2 separate regions of the Homo sapiens genome follow, and region 2 is linked to region 1. The links are chromatin contacts, found by Hi-C or POLR2A ChIA-PET in ENCODE. All regions are on one chromosome and are shown on one strand. The core of a region is the stretch at or near the end of the contact, and the rest is flanking DNA. Distances in the headings are between cores, read along the strand shown.

The links. Hi-C counts contacts between places; a loop is a spot of excess contacts on that map. ChIA-PET counts read pairs that join two places held with the same protein, here RNA polymerase II (POLR2A).
Region 2: a map of dorsolateral prefrontal cortex shows a loop between it and region 1 (2.5-fold over the local background). The contact joins the promoter of TREX2 here to the enhancer-like site in region 1. A Hi-C loop is called at or near these places in 2 of 168 maps with a recorded cell type or tissue (dorsolateral prefrontal cortex and mammary epithelial cell). POLR2A ChIA-PET finds 5 or more read pairs at or near these places in 1 of 52 experiments (activated CD8-positive, alpha-beta memory T cell).

Annotation. Positions count from the first base shown.
Region 1 is chrX:153,376,958-153,384,226 of GRCh38, reverse strand. No RefSeq gene overlaps it. Among named protein-coding and RNA genes, the nearest start is that of PNMA6E, 21 kb to the left of the region's middle. Within about 2 kb of position 3,491, at least 6 of the 41 ENCODE cell types and tissues checked have a DNase peak (open chromatin) inside an H3K27ac peak, as active enhancers do; they include dorsolateral prefrontal cortex, where a contact is called at or near this core.
Region 2 is chrX:153,440,247-153,447,515 of GRCh38, reverse strand. TREX2 (three prime repair exonuclease 2) reads left to right here and starts at 1,460. Exons shown (of 2, transcript NM_080701.4): 1 at 1,460-1,507; 2 at 2,021-3,043. The coding sequence starts at 2,086. The coding sequence ends at 2,796.

The sequences.
Region 1 (7,269 bases), core at 2,242-4,741:
GGTGGGGTGGGGGTTTCTGGATGACGCTGAGGGGTTCAGCCTGGGCTGCTGGCATGGAAGAACCCATGGTGAGCGGGGGGATGAGCAAGACATTGGACTGGAAGTCAACCAGGTACAGCACCACCTTTCCCCCTGTGGGCAGCCTCTGCCAGGGCGCAGACCTCGCCTTGACAGCCTTCTCCTCTGGGTTCGGTCTCTCACTTCCGCCATCATGCTGGGAGAGCGTTGAGGGAGTGAATGCCTTATAAGGGGAGAGAAATGGACTCCAGGCTCCAGATGCTACTCTCGTGTCAGTCTGCCCCTGGCATGGGGTGCATGTGTGCCTGTGTGTGTGTGTGTGGTGTGTCTGGTGTGTGTGTATTCACGTGGGGGGTCTGTGTGGTGTGTGGTGTGTGTTCATGTGTGTGCTGTGTTCATGTGTGGTGCATGTGTTCATGTGTGGGTGTGGTTGTGGTGTGTTTGTTCATATATCGTGTGTGTGTGTTCATGTGGGGTGTGTGGTGTGTGTTCATGTGTGGTGTGTGTGTGATCTGTGTGTTCATGTGTGGTGTGTGTATTCATGTGTGGTGTGTGTGTTCATGTGTGGTTTGTGTGTTCATGTGGGGTGTGTGTGGTGTATGTGGGGTGTGTGGTGTGTGTGTGGTGTGGGCTGTATAGGGGGTGCAGGCTGTGGGGCGTGTGAGTTTTCATGTGTGGGGTTGTGTAATGTGTGTGTTCATGAGTAGGGTGTGTCTGTGTGTGTTCATGTGTAGTGTGTGTAGGGTGTGTGTGGTCTGTGTGGTGTGTGTGGGGTGTGATGTGTGTTCACATGTGGTGTGTTTGTGTTCATGTGTGGTGTGTGTTGGCTGTGTGGAGTGTTTTCCATGTGTGTTGTGTGTTTTCATGTGGGGATGCATGTGGGGTGTGTGTAGTGTATGTGTTCATGTGGGGTGTGTGTGTTCATGTGTGGAGGTTGTGTGATATGTGTGTTCATGTGTAGGGTGTGTGTCTTCATGTGTGGTGTGTGGGGGTGTGTGTGTGGTCTATGTGATGTGTGTGTTTGTGTGTGGTGTATTTGTGTTCATGTGTGGTGTGGGTTGTGTGGGGTGTGTTTTCGTGTGTGGTGTATGTGGTGTGTGTGTTCAAGTGAGGTGTGTGTGGTGTGTGTGTTCATGCAGGGAACTGTGTGTGGTGTGTGTTCATGTGTGGCATGTGGGGTGTATGTGTTCATGTGTGGTGTGCAGGGTGTGTGTTCATGTGTGGTGTGTGCGTGTTCATGTGTAGGGTGTGTGTGTTCATATGGGACTATGTGGAGGGTGTGTTCATGTGGGGTATGTGAGGTATATGGTATGTGTGTTCATATGGGGGGTGTGTGTGTTCATGTGGGGAGTGTATGTAGTGTGTATGTGTTCATGTGTGCTGTGTGTGTGTTCATGTGTGGTGTATTTATGTGGGGTGTGTGGGGTGTGTGTTCATGTGTGTGGTCCATGTGGTATGTGGTGTATGGTGTGTGTTCATGTGTGGTGTGTGTGATGTGTGTGTGTTCATATGTGGTGTGTGTTCATGTGTGATGTGTGTAGTGTGTGTTCATGTGAGGTGTGTGGCATGTGTTCATGTGTGGGATGTACGTGGTGTGTGCTGTGTGTGGTCTGTGTGGTGTGTGTGTTCATGTGTGGTGTGTTTGTGTGTTCATGTGTGGTGTGTGTGGGGTGTATGGTGTGTGTGTTTGTGTGTGGGGAATTTGGGGGGTTTGTGGTGCATGTATTTGCAGAGCTTCCCATAGATGGAGCCAGGCAACCAACATTTCCCAGAGGTGGGTGATGCCCTCCCACAGTGCCACACCTCCCCAGTCCTGGAACTGCATTGGGTGACAGAGACTGGGCAAGAGGCCAGAAGCCTGGCCCCCTCCCCAGCAGCTCTCACACAGCAGCTGCAGAGGCTCACCCTAGCCTGTGACTTTCTGATGTTTCCCCCTTTCTGTCTGTCCCTGGCTCTGTCCTGCCTCTCTGTCTGTGTCACACACAGAGACAGCAGAGGGGCCTCCAAGGAAAGCTGAGACCCCGCTGGGTACAAGGTAACACTGTGTGGCTTCCAAGCAAAGCCAAGAATTATCTAGCCCTTCCTGTTCTCGGAACTGTGCTGTTTCCTAGACAACGTATTTTGTGTAATCATGGTCAAGGCAACGTACATTTCTGCCCAGAATCAAGGTCACAGTATAATACTGATTCACCACGGCAACAGCAGACTACTCATCTGACATGGGAGATGAGATTTGCGATGAAAACCACATGCAGATTGCTAGTTGCCCAGCGACTCTGCACCACGAAATAGGTTTGACTCCAGTGGAATCTGGAATCATGTCCTTAAAAGACACAGAGCCCCTGGTAGTTCAACATATGTAACTGGCCAGCCAGAGCCAGCCAGGCACATGGCGCCACTGGTAGACAAACGTGCACATGACAGGAGCCTTTCCACCTGCCCTGGCTTCAGGAGTTTAGCTCAGTCCACAAATCCACGCCAGGAGCATTTCCCTATATAAACAAGCCCTGCGATGCTCCTAGTCCATCTGAGCTCACTGTGGACCAAGAAAGGCGAATGGTAGTTCTAGAAGAAAATCTTGTCATTTAGGATTTGATCTTTTTCCTAATTTCTCAGCCCAAGATCAACTGTTGGTGACCCCCTAGCTCTCACACCTCTCTTCTCTGGCCCCCTGAAATCAGAGAGAGGCAGCAGGGCCTCCTCTATTTCAGTAAGCTTGGGCTTGGGGCCATTATGCGGTCTGTGGGTCTGAGTCCCCAAGGCCTCTGGCTTGGGCTGAAGGAGAGAAGTAGGAACTGGGGCCCTCCAGCCTGTGGGGTGAGGTCTTCATGAAGGTGAATAGCTGAACCGTCTCCCCTGGGACTCCTCCAACCCCACTGTTGCTTCCCAGGAGAAAAGGCCTTTGGTGCCTGTCTGAGGCCTTGAAAGTCAGTTTTAAGTCCACCTCCCAGACAATGGCAGGTGATGGGTCTCTGGGGGGCCCAGCTGCATTGTATTCACGTCACCAGTATCCAGCCAGAAAGGAGGCCGAGATCACCTGGGGAGGTCACCCTCACCTTCTGCTGATGCCCAGAGGAGCTAGGTGACAGATTTTGTCAAAAGATTCAAATAGCCCAGCGCACATCCCCATTGGGTGCCTGGTGCCCTCACAGGCCACCTCTGTCTCACCCTCTGGCCTGAAGGCCGCCCTCAGTGGCCCCTTGAAGGTCAGCTGACCTCTTTTCCACCTGCTTTGGTGGCTTCTATTGCAGAGCCCCGAGGCCTCGAGATTGAGAACTGGGAGGATGGCCAGTGCTGACAAGGACAGCTATCCTGGGTGACAGCTCGGCCAACAGAAACATGCTCTAACTCAGAGTCCTGTGACTTAGGCTGGGGCCGCCAGTCTGTGCACGGCTGCCCAGGAAGGGCTGCAGGCAGCTTCCGTGGCCATGCGGGCCAGGGATTACAGCCCGCCTGCCAGGAAACCCTCTCAGCTCCACTGCTTTGGTTACCAACTTTCCTCTTTCCTAAACTTACAATCTGTTTGCATCTCATGGTTCAAGGAAATGCCAGAAGCGCTTTGTAGCAGATGCAGTGCTGGGCGCTTTTCCTCACCTCACTTCATTTCCTCCTTACAAGCCATTCCCTTTGCTGATTCCTCGGGGGCTGGGTCCTGGGACACACTGGTAAGCTGGGTGGATGTGGCTCCAGAGAGCCCAGGGGACGCATGGAGGTGGCCATCAAAAAAGAACGGACTGGGAGAAGTACTGTGAAGTGACCCAGCAGGACAAAGATGACTGGCAGCTGGGCTCCAGGAAGGGGCTCTGAGTAGGTGACCCTGAATCTGAAACCTGAGCGAGGCAAGAGAGCGTTCTACAGAAGAGGGGCACATGGGCCACGGCCTCGTGCAGCAGGCAGGATGGAAATGGTTGGACATGTTAGGAAACAGAGGCTCACATTGGTGAGTGTCACGAGTGGCTCTGACGTGTTAGAGCTTGTGACAGATCCCTGCTATCTCAGAGCTCCTGTCACCAGCAAGATTTGTGACAGATCCCTGCTATCCTCAGAGCTCCTGTCACCAGCAAGATTGCTTCAGGCCCCACTTCTTTCCTGGCATGATGCCCATCTCTTTCTCTCTTGAGGCCACGAGCTTCATGAGGGTTCTCGAGGCACCCCAGCCCTTAGCCTCTGCCTCTGTGCAGTAGGTGTTGATGACACAACCATGCGTGGAGCACCCACTTGGGCTGGCCCCGGGTTAGGAGCTCAGGGCACAGACATAGAACTCAGAGTTTGGCCAAGGAGATGGAAAACTCCCTCTACACCCCACTCTCGGCATCCAGGTGACCCCAGTGATCCCTCCACCTTACCTCCCGGCCCTTGGAGGTGGGCACTCAGCAGTCTTCTCCCCACTACTCCCTCCCGGCCCTGCATTCTTGCCTGGGCTCTCCTCCTCCCCCAGGCCTCCCACTGTGCCCCTGCCCTTGGCCCTTGCGTCTGCCTTCTCCTCCACCTCCTGCCTTGGGCAAGGCTGGCATGCATCCAAGGCCATGGCCCCATGTGCCACAGTGGGAAGGCGAAGGGGCCGCACCCCCTCTGCCCTGCGATGTCACGTCTGGCACTGCACTCCTCCCCTTTAGGCCTGCCCCATCTAGTCATGCTTGTCTGGAGTGTCCCTGCTGTTGTTTATCCCCCTTGCTCCCGCACTCTCATGGGTGCACCCTGGACCTGCCCACCGACCTCCCACTCCCAAGCACCCTTTCTCAATGGAAGCCTCTTCTTCCTTCCTCTACATCCCCGTGACCTTGATGGGAGAGAGCAACAGCCCTTGTCCCCGCCTACCTTGGCCCCAACCTCTTCCAGGCCTCCTTTCTTCACCATGCAGACTCCAGGACTGCCCCTCAACCGCCCCTTCAGCACTTCCCGCCACCCCTTGTTCCCCTGCCTTCAACGTGGCCGCTCCATGAAACCGCAACTGAGGACCTACAGGCAGAGGATGAAAGCGAATGCACCCATCCCCCACCCCCATTCACTGAGTCCCCACTGTGTGCCAGGGCAGGCACTATGCTGGGTGCTGGGGTACAGCAGTGAGCCAAGATCCGCCAGCCTTCCTGCCCTTGTGGAGGCAGTGGTCTAGACATTAAAAAGTAACTTCCCAGTTAGGTGACAACTACAAGTGGTGACAGTGATGTATAGGCGAATGCCAGGTGTTCTGAGAGCAGAAAAGGAGTTCTGGTGTCATCTAGGAGGAGAAAGGGCAGAGAAGAGTCCCTGGAGGAAGGGACATTTGCACTATAATCTGCAGGGGTCCCATCTGCATTTGGGGTAGCTGCTTACCCCACCCTGTGTCACCCTTGCTGGCAGGGCCCCTATCTTGGGGTCACATGCTCAGCCCTCCCGCCAGGGGCCGAATTGCCATTGTAAGGGGATTAGTTAGGCATTGCTGTGGGAGTGATTACCGCAAACTTAGCAGCTGTCACGAACACTCCTTTCTGTGGGTCAGAAGCTCTGGGCATGAAGTGGCTGGGTCTGAGGCTCAGGGTCTCACAGGCTGCACTCCTATCTGGAGGCTCTGGGGAATAACCCACTTCCAAGTTCATGAAGGTTCTTGGCCAAATTCAGCTCCTTGTGGCTATCGGACTGAGGTCCCATTCCTTGCTGGCTGTCAACAGGGGCCGCTCTGGGCTTCCCCATCTTCAAAGCCGGCAGAAGAGCTGTTGTCTCATTCAACCCCTTTCACGCCTGGACTCCCCGACTTCTCTGTCTCTGGCCTCTAGACCCAGATTTCCAGGGCTCATGTGATTAGGTCAGGCCTACTGAAGAGAGCTTCCCTTTCTTAAAGTCACCTGTGCCATGTACCATAACCCGATCATAGGGGTGATGGTCCCTCAGATTCACCACCTGGGGTGTCACATTGGACTTGTACCCCAGGGGATGGGGAACTGGGGGCTATCTTAGAATTCTGCCTACCACTGGAAGCCTCCTGTGGGGGTCTCATTCCATTTGCTGGTGGGTGGTTTAGGCAGGGTAGGGGTGGATCCACAGTTTATGGAGCCTAAAGTTTATGAATTTGGAGGGACCTCTTTAAGGAAAAGAATATAAAATTACAAATACAAAATCTCTGGGACCCCTCCCAGGACCTGAGAAGAAGTCTGTGCAGTGAAGGGCCCTAAGCTCATACAGGGGGCTGTGGTGGGAGCAGAAGTCCCAAATCAGTTTCACTAGGCCACAGTTAAGATGCCAGCAGGGCCACACCCTCTCAGGAGGCTCCAGGGGAGAATCCTGTTCACACCTTCTCCAGTTCACACCTCCAGCACCTCCAGCCGAATTCCTTAGCTCACGGACACTTCCTCCATAATTAAAACAATTTTTGTGGGTACATACGTAGTAGGTGTATATATTTATGGGGTACATGAGATGTTTTGATACAAGCATGCAATGTGAAATAAGCACATCATGGAGAATGGGGTATCCATCCCCTCAAACATTTATCCTTTGAGTTATAAACAATCCAATTACACTCTAAGTTATTTTAAAATGTACGATTAAGTTATTATTGACTATAGTCACCCTATTGTCCTAGCAAATAGTAGGTCTTATTTATTCTTTCTATTTTTGGTACCCATTAACCATCCCCACCTCCCCCTCCAGCCCCTCACTGACCCTTCCCAGCCTCTGGTAGCCATCCTGCTACTCTCTACCTCCATGAGTTCAATTGTTTTGATTTTTAGATCCCACAAGTAAGTGAGAACATGTGATGTTTGTCTTTCTGTACCTGGCTTATTTCACCTAACATAATGACCTCCAGTTCCATCCATGTAGTTGCAAATGACAGGATCTCATTCGTTTTTATGGCTGAATAGTACTCCATTGTGTATGCGTACCACATTTTCTTTATCCATTCTTTTGTGTTGATGGACACTTAGGTTGCTAGCAAATTTTGGCTATTGTGAACAGTGCTGCCATGAACATGGGTGTGCAGACATCTCTTCGATATACTGATTTCCTTTCTTGTGGGTATATACCCAGCAGTAGGATTGCTGGATCGTATGGTAGCTCAATTTTTCGTTTTTTGGAGGAAACCCCAAACTATTCTCCATAGTGGTTGTACTAATTTACACTCCCACCAACAGCGTATGAACAGTGTACTTTCCTCTACATTCTTATCAGCATTTGTTATTGCCTGTCTTTTGGATATAAGCCATTTTAACTGGGGTGAGGTAATATCACATTGTAGTTTTGATTTGCATTCCCCTGATGATTAACGATGTTGAC
Region 2 (7,269 bases), core at 211-2,710, 65 kb before region 1:
CCACTCCTCCCTGCTGCTGCCAGCCACTTGAAAGCAGAGAACCCACTGTCGCCTCCCCCGGCTGGCCTTAGGGTCCTGTGCGAGACGCACCCCTCAGCCGCCCTCCTTGAGTGCCCCTGGATCCCCCGCGGGGTACCAGTTTCCTGCTCCTCCCTGGCTGGGCGCTCAGCTCTGGGCTGGGGAATTCAGCCTGACTGGTTGTCCAGGAAGATGCTGTCTGGGCTTCCCAGGGTGACCCAGTATCTCCCTGAGCAGTGTGCCTGTCACAGCTGCCTCCCTCCCTGTGAGTACCGGAACAGGCGTGACTGGTAGGGCCTCTGCCTCCTTGGGGCCATTGTACCTGCTGCTGCCCGCCCCACCCTGCTCCCTCCTGGCACCATCTCCTTTGCTTCCCCAAGGTCCCTGTGGGCACACAAGGCAAGGAGGCCAGGAGGAGCCAGGTGCCAGACCCCCCTCCATCCCAGTCGCCTGAGGCATCCCCCAGCCACCACTGTGAGAGGTGGGAGGCCGGGCAGGCCTGTGGTCACCATGGTGCAGGTGCACCACCTGATTTATAGGCCAAGGGACTCCTCTTGGTCACCTCTCTGTGCCCCCAGCATGGGGCTGGCCCTGCAGTGCACCCACCATCAAGGGCTGTTGTCTCTTGCTCCAGAATGAGGTCTTCAGGGCGCCACTGCTCGCAGGACCGGGAAGGACCTGGTGCCCTTTGCCTGGAGCGGGATAGACAGGGCAGGTCCCTGAGCCTGGGGTCCGAGGGGCTGGGCTTCACTCCTCCTGTAGTCCCGGCGCTCCTGGCCCACCCCCTAACGTTGCTTATCTGTGGTGGAGGAAGCATTAGCTCAGCTGCGGCCTGCACAGCTCCCGGGCCAGGCCCACCTCCCTTCCTTCCCCAGCAGCCACTGTTAGGTGCACGGTAGACATGATGAAGCGACGTCCTTAAAGCAGATAGCATCTCCCGAGGCTGCCCCATCCCTAGGTTTTGGGGGAGCACCCCTTCCCCTTTGGAGGCTGAGCACGGCATGTGTGGGCACCTTGGTCACACTCCAGAGCTCGCTTCATCCCCACGAGCGGCACCTGATCTCCAGTGACGGGGAGACTGAGGCCTGGCAAAGAGGACCTGTTGCCTTTGTGTAACTGGCCCCAGCATGGGGGAGGCATTGGCCCCAGCATGGGGGAGGCATTGACCCCAGGCCTGCCAGGCCTGGCAGCCACAGCCTGGCTAGGTGGAGGTTACTGCCTTCCGCACCACTCTGGCTTCCTCCCCGTGCCTGTGAAGAGCTCGGGGCCTGCTTCCTAATTTGTAAACACGGGGCGTGTGTCTCAGTGGCTGTGAGCTAGCGAGGGGGTGGCGAGCGAGCCGGCTGCGCAGGTCCTGAGGCCCCAGGCCTCATTGTTGGCCAACAGGCAGCTGGGGGCGGGCTGCGGCCGCTGATTAAAGGCCGCCTAGAGCAGCCTGTGTGGCGACAGGTGCCCAGAAGCCCAGGAAGCCGGTCAGTGCCCGCCCCAGGTAAGCTGGTGTGGTGGGGTTGGCAAGGACAGTCTCCCCGGGAGCCTGGGGGCAAGCAGGCAGAGGCCAGCTCGGGACCAGCACCTGTGTGCCAGGGACAAGGGTGGGGAGGTCGAGCCCAGCGGGAGCTGGGTGCACTGCATGGGCTCTTTCGGGTGGCTGCTTGCCTGCTTCCCGGCAGCTGGTTCCAGGGCTGGAGACCCAGTGTGCTATGCCCCAGGTTCCCAGCCAAGGCATTCCGGTGAAGGGGCTGGACCCCGCCAAGGTGCGGTCCCTGAGCTGCCTCTGCCTCTCCCAATCCCTGCTGGGGACTGTGGCTGGAGGCAGGCAGTAGAGCGCTCTGAGGCCTGCCTTTTCTGTTCAGTAGGTGACAGGAGTGGGGCTGACGCTCCCAGAGCCAAAGGTCACAGGTGCTGTGGTCGGGGGTGGCAGGAAGTGAGCCCCAGAAGGGTCAGAGCTTTGGCTAGGGGGAGGATGGTACACAGCAGGGCCCGGGCGAACCCCTCTCTCCAGTCCTCAGGGTTTGTGCCTCTCGCTCGGACAGTTTGAGGACTTGCTATCCCCGTGGGAACATCACCATGTCCGAGGCACCCCGGGCCGAGACCTTTGTCTTCCTGGACCTGGAAGCCACTGGGCTCCCCAGTGTGGAGCCCGAGATTGCCGAGCTGTCCCTCTTTGCTGTCCACCGCTCCTCCCTGGAGAACCCGGAGCACGACGAGTCTGGTGCCCTAGTATTGCCCCGGGTCCTGGACAAGCTCACGCTGTGCATGTGCCCGGAGCGCCCCTTCACTGCCAAGGCCAGCGAGATCACCGGCCTGAGCAGTGAGGGCCTGGCGCGATGCCGGAAGGCTGGCTTTGATGGCGCCGTGGTGCGGACGCTGCAGGCCTTCCTGAGCCGCCAGGCAGGGCCCATCTGCCTTGTGGCCCACAATGGCTTTGATTATGATTTCCCCCTGCTGTGTGCCGAGCTGCGGCGCCTGGGTGCCCGCCTGCCCCGGGACACTGTCTGCCTGGACACGCTGCCGGCCCTGCGGGGCCTGGACCGCGCCCACAGCCACGGCACCCGGGCCCGGGGCCGCCAGGGTTACAGCCTCGGCAGCCTCTTCCACCGCTACTTCCGGGCAGAGCCAAGCGCAGCCCACTCAGCCGAGGGCGACGTGCACACCCTGCTCCTGATCTTCCTGCACCGCGCCGCAGAGCTGCTCGCCTGGGCCGATGAGCAGGCCCGTGGGTGGGCCCACATCGAGCCCATGTACTTGCCGCCTGATGACCCCAGCCTGGAGGCCTGAGCACCAGGGCCACCTCCTGTGCCATGGACAGTGCCAGCCTCCACCGTTCAGCTGGCCTCTACCACCCCCGGCTCCTCCTATCTGGGCAGCCTCAGGTCCGTGCACCTGCCAGGCCTTCCCTGGCTGCCTGACCAGCCATACGGCCCTGGATTCCTCTCCAGGCCCCGCTTCCAGGGCCGTGCTCTCCCGGCTGGCCTGGGTGCCCAGCAGAGTTTGCTGTTTCCCAATAAACATTGCCAACTACTCACCCTCCGACTAGCTGGCCAGATACTAGGGGCTGGACTCCCTCGACCCCCTGCTGAGCAGGGCCAGGCGGTGAGCCATGCCAGGGGCCAGCACAAGACCTCCAGGGCCGCCCCCCTATGGCCTCTCCTCGCGGTGAGGACCGTGGGTGGCTGGGTAGGGAGACGTCAAGCTCTTGGGTTGGTCTGAGGGCTGATGGGTTGTGGCTGTGGGCTGATTGCCGCCCATCTGCATTGTCACCCCAGAGGCCCAAAGAAGCCATGAGTAGGGCCTTAAGCCCACAGAGCCGGCCGCCTGCCTGGGCACAAAGCTCAGCTGCAGCGCTTGCCCGCCGTGGGACCTGGAGTCTCTGTCCCTGCTCTGTGAAGTGGTAACAGGGTGAAATGTTAAGAAACGGGGTGCTGGGGAAAAGGGAGGTGCCCCCACATGTGGGCATGCACATGTACATGTACATGCTAAGGGCCCTGACGGTGCACGGAGCAGAGGTGGGGTGGCTGGTGCTGTGAGGGTGACCCTGGAAGGGAGCCTATCCTGCAGCCCGTGTCCCCGTAGGGCCAGGAGGCCGCTCGGTGGGAGGGCAGCTTCTGGCCACCGCACTGTGCTTTGGGTTCCCTGCTAACCTGCCTCAGGGGCCCCACCCTGAGGCACTTCCAGTCTTGGGAGGCCTCATGGGTGGGGAGAGACCTGTCACCAACGCTGGGTCAGGTAAGAAGGGATGGGGTGGCCACGCCTGAGAGTGACTCACATGAGCAAAGCCTGAGCCTCCAGCCAGCTGGACAATCTGGGAAGCCCTAAGTAGGTCAGAATGACTGGAGCCACTGCAGCGTGCACGGTGGTAGGATGGTGAGGCCAGAGCACAGGCAGTGACCACCTCAGACCTTCCTTGTGGCCCGGGCCAGGCCTGACCCTGATGGCAGCGGGGAGCCGCGGAGGGTCATGAGCAGGAGAGGGGAAAAGTCTGGTGTAGGCTTCTGCCATATGCTGCTTGGGCTGCGTGCCGAGCTGTTCTCGAGTTGCTGTGAAGAAATACTTGAGGCTGGGTCATTTACAAAGACAGCGGGTTTATTTTGGCTCAGCAGTGCTGGCATCTGTTAACTGGTGGGGCCTCAGGAAGCTTCCACTTATGGCAGAAGGCAAAGGGGGAGCAAGAGAGAGGCGGGGAGGTGAACTCACAGCGAGAATTCAACTCCTTGCGGAGGTGAGGACGGCACCAAGCCATTCATGAGGGATCCAACCCCATGACCCAAACGCCTCCCACCAAGGCCCCACCTCCAACATTGGGGGTTACATCTCAAACTGAGATTTGGAGGGGACGAACGTCCAAACCACATCAGGCTGCTGCATGGAGAATGGGCTGGAGAGGACAGCGACGGCAAGGCGGGCAGAAGCAGAGCATGGAGGGCTTTGGTGGAGGGAGGGAGAGCTATGGGCCTGGCCAAGGACAGTGGCAGCAGGGGAGGGGAGGGGGCACGGTCTGGGGAAGCCCCACAGGACCTAGTTTGGGAATGTGGTTAGTAACCAGAAGATCTTGTCACAGCCAAGCTTCCCGAGGAGAGCATCACCTGGGAGAGTGTCACAAGCCCTGGGCTGGCCCTACAGAAGCTGGAGTAGGGGACACTGAGCCCCCAGATCCCCTGGTGCCCAGACAGGGCCTGCTTCTGTTTATCTTACTGGCCAGGCTCCAGCTGGGCAGCCGAATCCAGCAGGTGTTACCCTTAAAACCCTGGCCTTGGTTGGGCATGGTGGCTTACGCCTATAATCCCAGCACTTTGGGAGGCCAAGGCAGGCGGATTGCTGGAGCCCAGGAGTTTGAGACTGACCGGGGCAACATAGCAAGACCCTATCTCTACAAAAATTAAAAAGAAAAATTAGGAGTGGAGGCACACATCTGTAGTCCCAGCTACTCAGGAGGCTGAGGGCCAGAGGATCACTTGAGCCTGGGAAAGTGAGGCTGCAGTGAGCCATGATGGCACCACTGTACTCCAGCCTGGGCGACAGTGAGACCCCCCTTCCAAATCCAAAAACAAGAAAAAAAACCTGGTCTTGCCACTGACCTGCTGGGTAGGTGACACCAAGTGGGGCCCTTCTCATTGGGCATGCTAGAAGGGTCTCAACCCCAGGATGGGACAGACAGGCAGGTGACAGCCTGATTTTGGCTGCTGCCGCCTCTGTGGAGGGGTCTCTGGTTTTGGGCCCTCTCACCTGTCTTGGGCTGAGGTGCCTCTCTCTCATCACTCTGGGCTCCCCTGGCCTCACGGTGGCCTGGCCTCGGGCGCCCTCCCCGAGTCCATGTCGAGACTGGCCAGGCCAGGCGTCTTGCGTACCATGCTGCCCAGACAGGCTGTGACCTGCCTCTCTGCTGCCTCAAAGCAGCAATGTGCTTATAAATGGTTAACAACCAGCTTTCCAGGAAAGGAAATGTACACGTATGTATGTAGGCATGGATCTCTCTCCCTTCCTCCCCTGTCTCTTTCTCTATATACACACAGGCTATACACACAGGCACATGCATACATATACATGAACACACAATTTACAAATAATAAAATCCACAATATATATAAAATATGCAACAAAATACACAATATACTCTTCGCCGTAAATTCCACATGGCCAATGAATACTCACAAAATACCTTCATTGACTTTTACTGAGTTCTTGTTATCTGTACCCTGTACTTGAGTGCGATGGATGGACAGCTGTGCTTCCCACATACATGTTGGCTGATGTTTTCATTTATTTTAATGAGTAAGATAAACATGAAGCAGCAAAGATGAGCAACTTCTTTGCTTAATTGGATGATAGTTTTCAAATACCGAAAATGTTTATTTTTATTTATTTTTTTGCTATTTATAATGTAATGGCCGCAGACCCAGCATTCTTCAGTTTAATCTGCAATATTAGCATTTTCTTCACCTCTTTCTAAAGTCTAGGCAATCAACAAAGCAGTAATACATCAAGCCCTGGCATGCCGTGGCATGCCGAGCTCTGCGGTATAATACTTCCACTTGGCCAGTCTTAAGCTACCAACAGGAAGTCACTGAAGGTGACCTTGGGAAGAGATTCCAGGATTTCCACCACACACATCTGACAGGTGTCAACACACAGCAACAGTAAAGCATGCTCGAATAATGAAGACGTGAGTTTTGAGTATCTCCTTTATTTTTCATATAATTTGTCAGTTTACATAATTTAACTTTTTAATAATGATAGTGTTTGTTTAGCTCTCAAAATTCCTGGACGTTTAACATCTATTAGAATGGGTAAAACAAAAACCACTGACCACACCAAGTGTTGGTTTACCAGGGAGGAGATGTGGAGCACCGGGGGTGCCCGTGCCTTTCTGGTGGGAAGGGAAAATGGGGCAGCCACTTGGGAAAACACTTCGGCAGTGTCCGAAAATGTTAAACATGCACCTACCACATCAGCCAACAATTCCCCTCCTAGATACTTACCCAAGACAAAGGGATTGATGTAACCATACAAACACTCATACTCCAACGTTCACAGCAGCTTTTTCATAATAGCCCCAAACAGGAAACAGCCCAAATGTTCATCATCAGGTGAGTGGTTGGACACGCCGCAGTGCGTCCACACCACGGAATACTACTCAGCAGGAAGAAGTGAGCTCCCAATGTGCAAGCTCATTTGCATGGGACTCAAGGTGATGCTGTGGAGCCAACAGCGAACCGACTCCACTGCTCCAGCTCGCCCCTGGCCAGCTGCCTGCCCCTCATCAAGCTGCATCACTGACTGATGAGCCCCGTCAGGCCACCAGGGGTGTCTGCCAGTGGGGAGACAGCGGTGATCACGGGAGTGTACCTGGGGGACATGTGACATAAGCCTATTGAAAATGGAATTCACTATGGAGAGGGATGAATACTAAAATCAAAGGCCATAACATTTCCAGTTTGTCTTTGTGCGGAAGACAATGTGGGGAGCACGCTGAAAGCCGCAGCAGAAGGTTGGGGAGTGCCACGGGACCACAGCGGGACGTCTGCATTTCTTGTAAATGATATCTGCCCCCTGCCTGTTGCAAAGAAGTTAAGCAGCATTGATGAGTGTCAGCTGCGGAGGTTTCATGTAGGGGACCTCCAGGAACAGTATCAGCATTGTGGGGACACTGCTTCCTATAGCTCAGCTTGTGAACACACACCTCCCACTCACAGATGTGTACACTCACACACTTGCATGCACACAGACACACTTGTGCACACACCCTCACATATA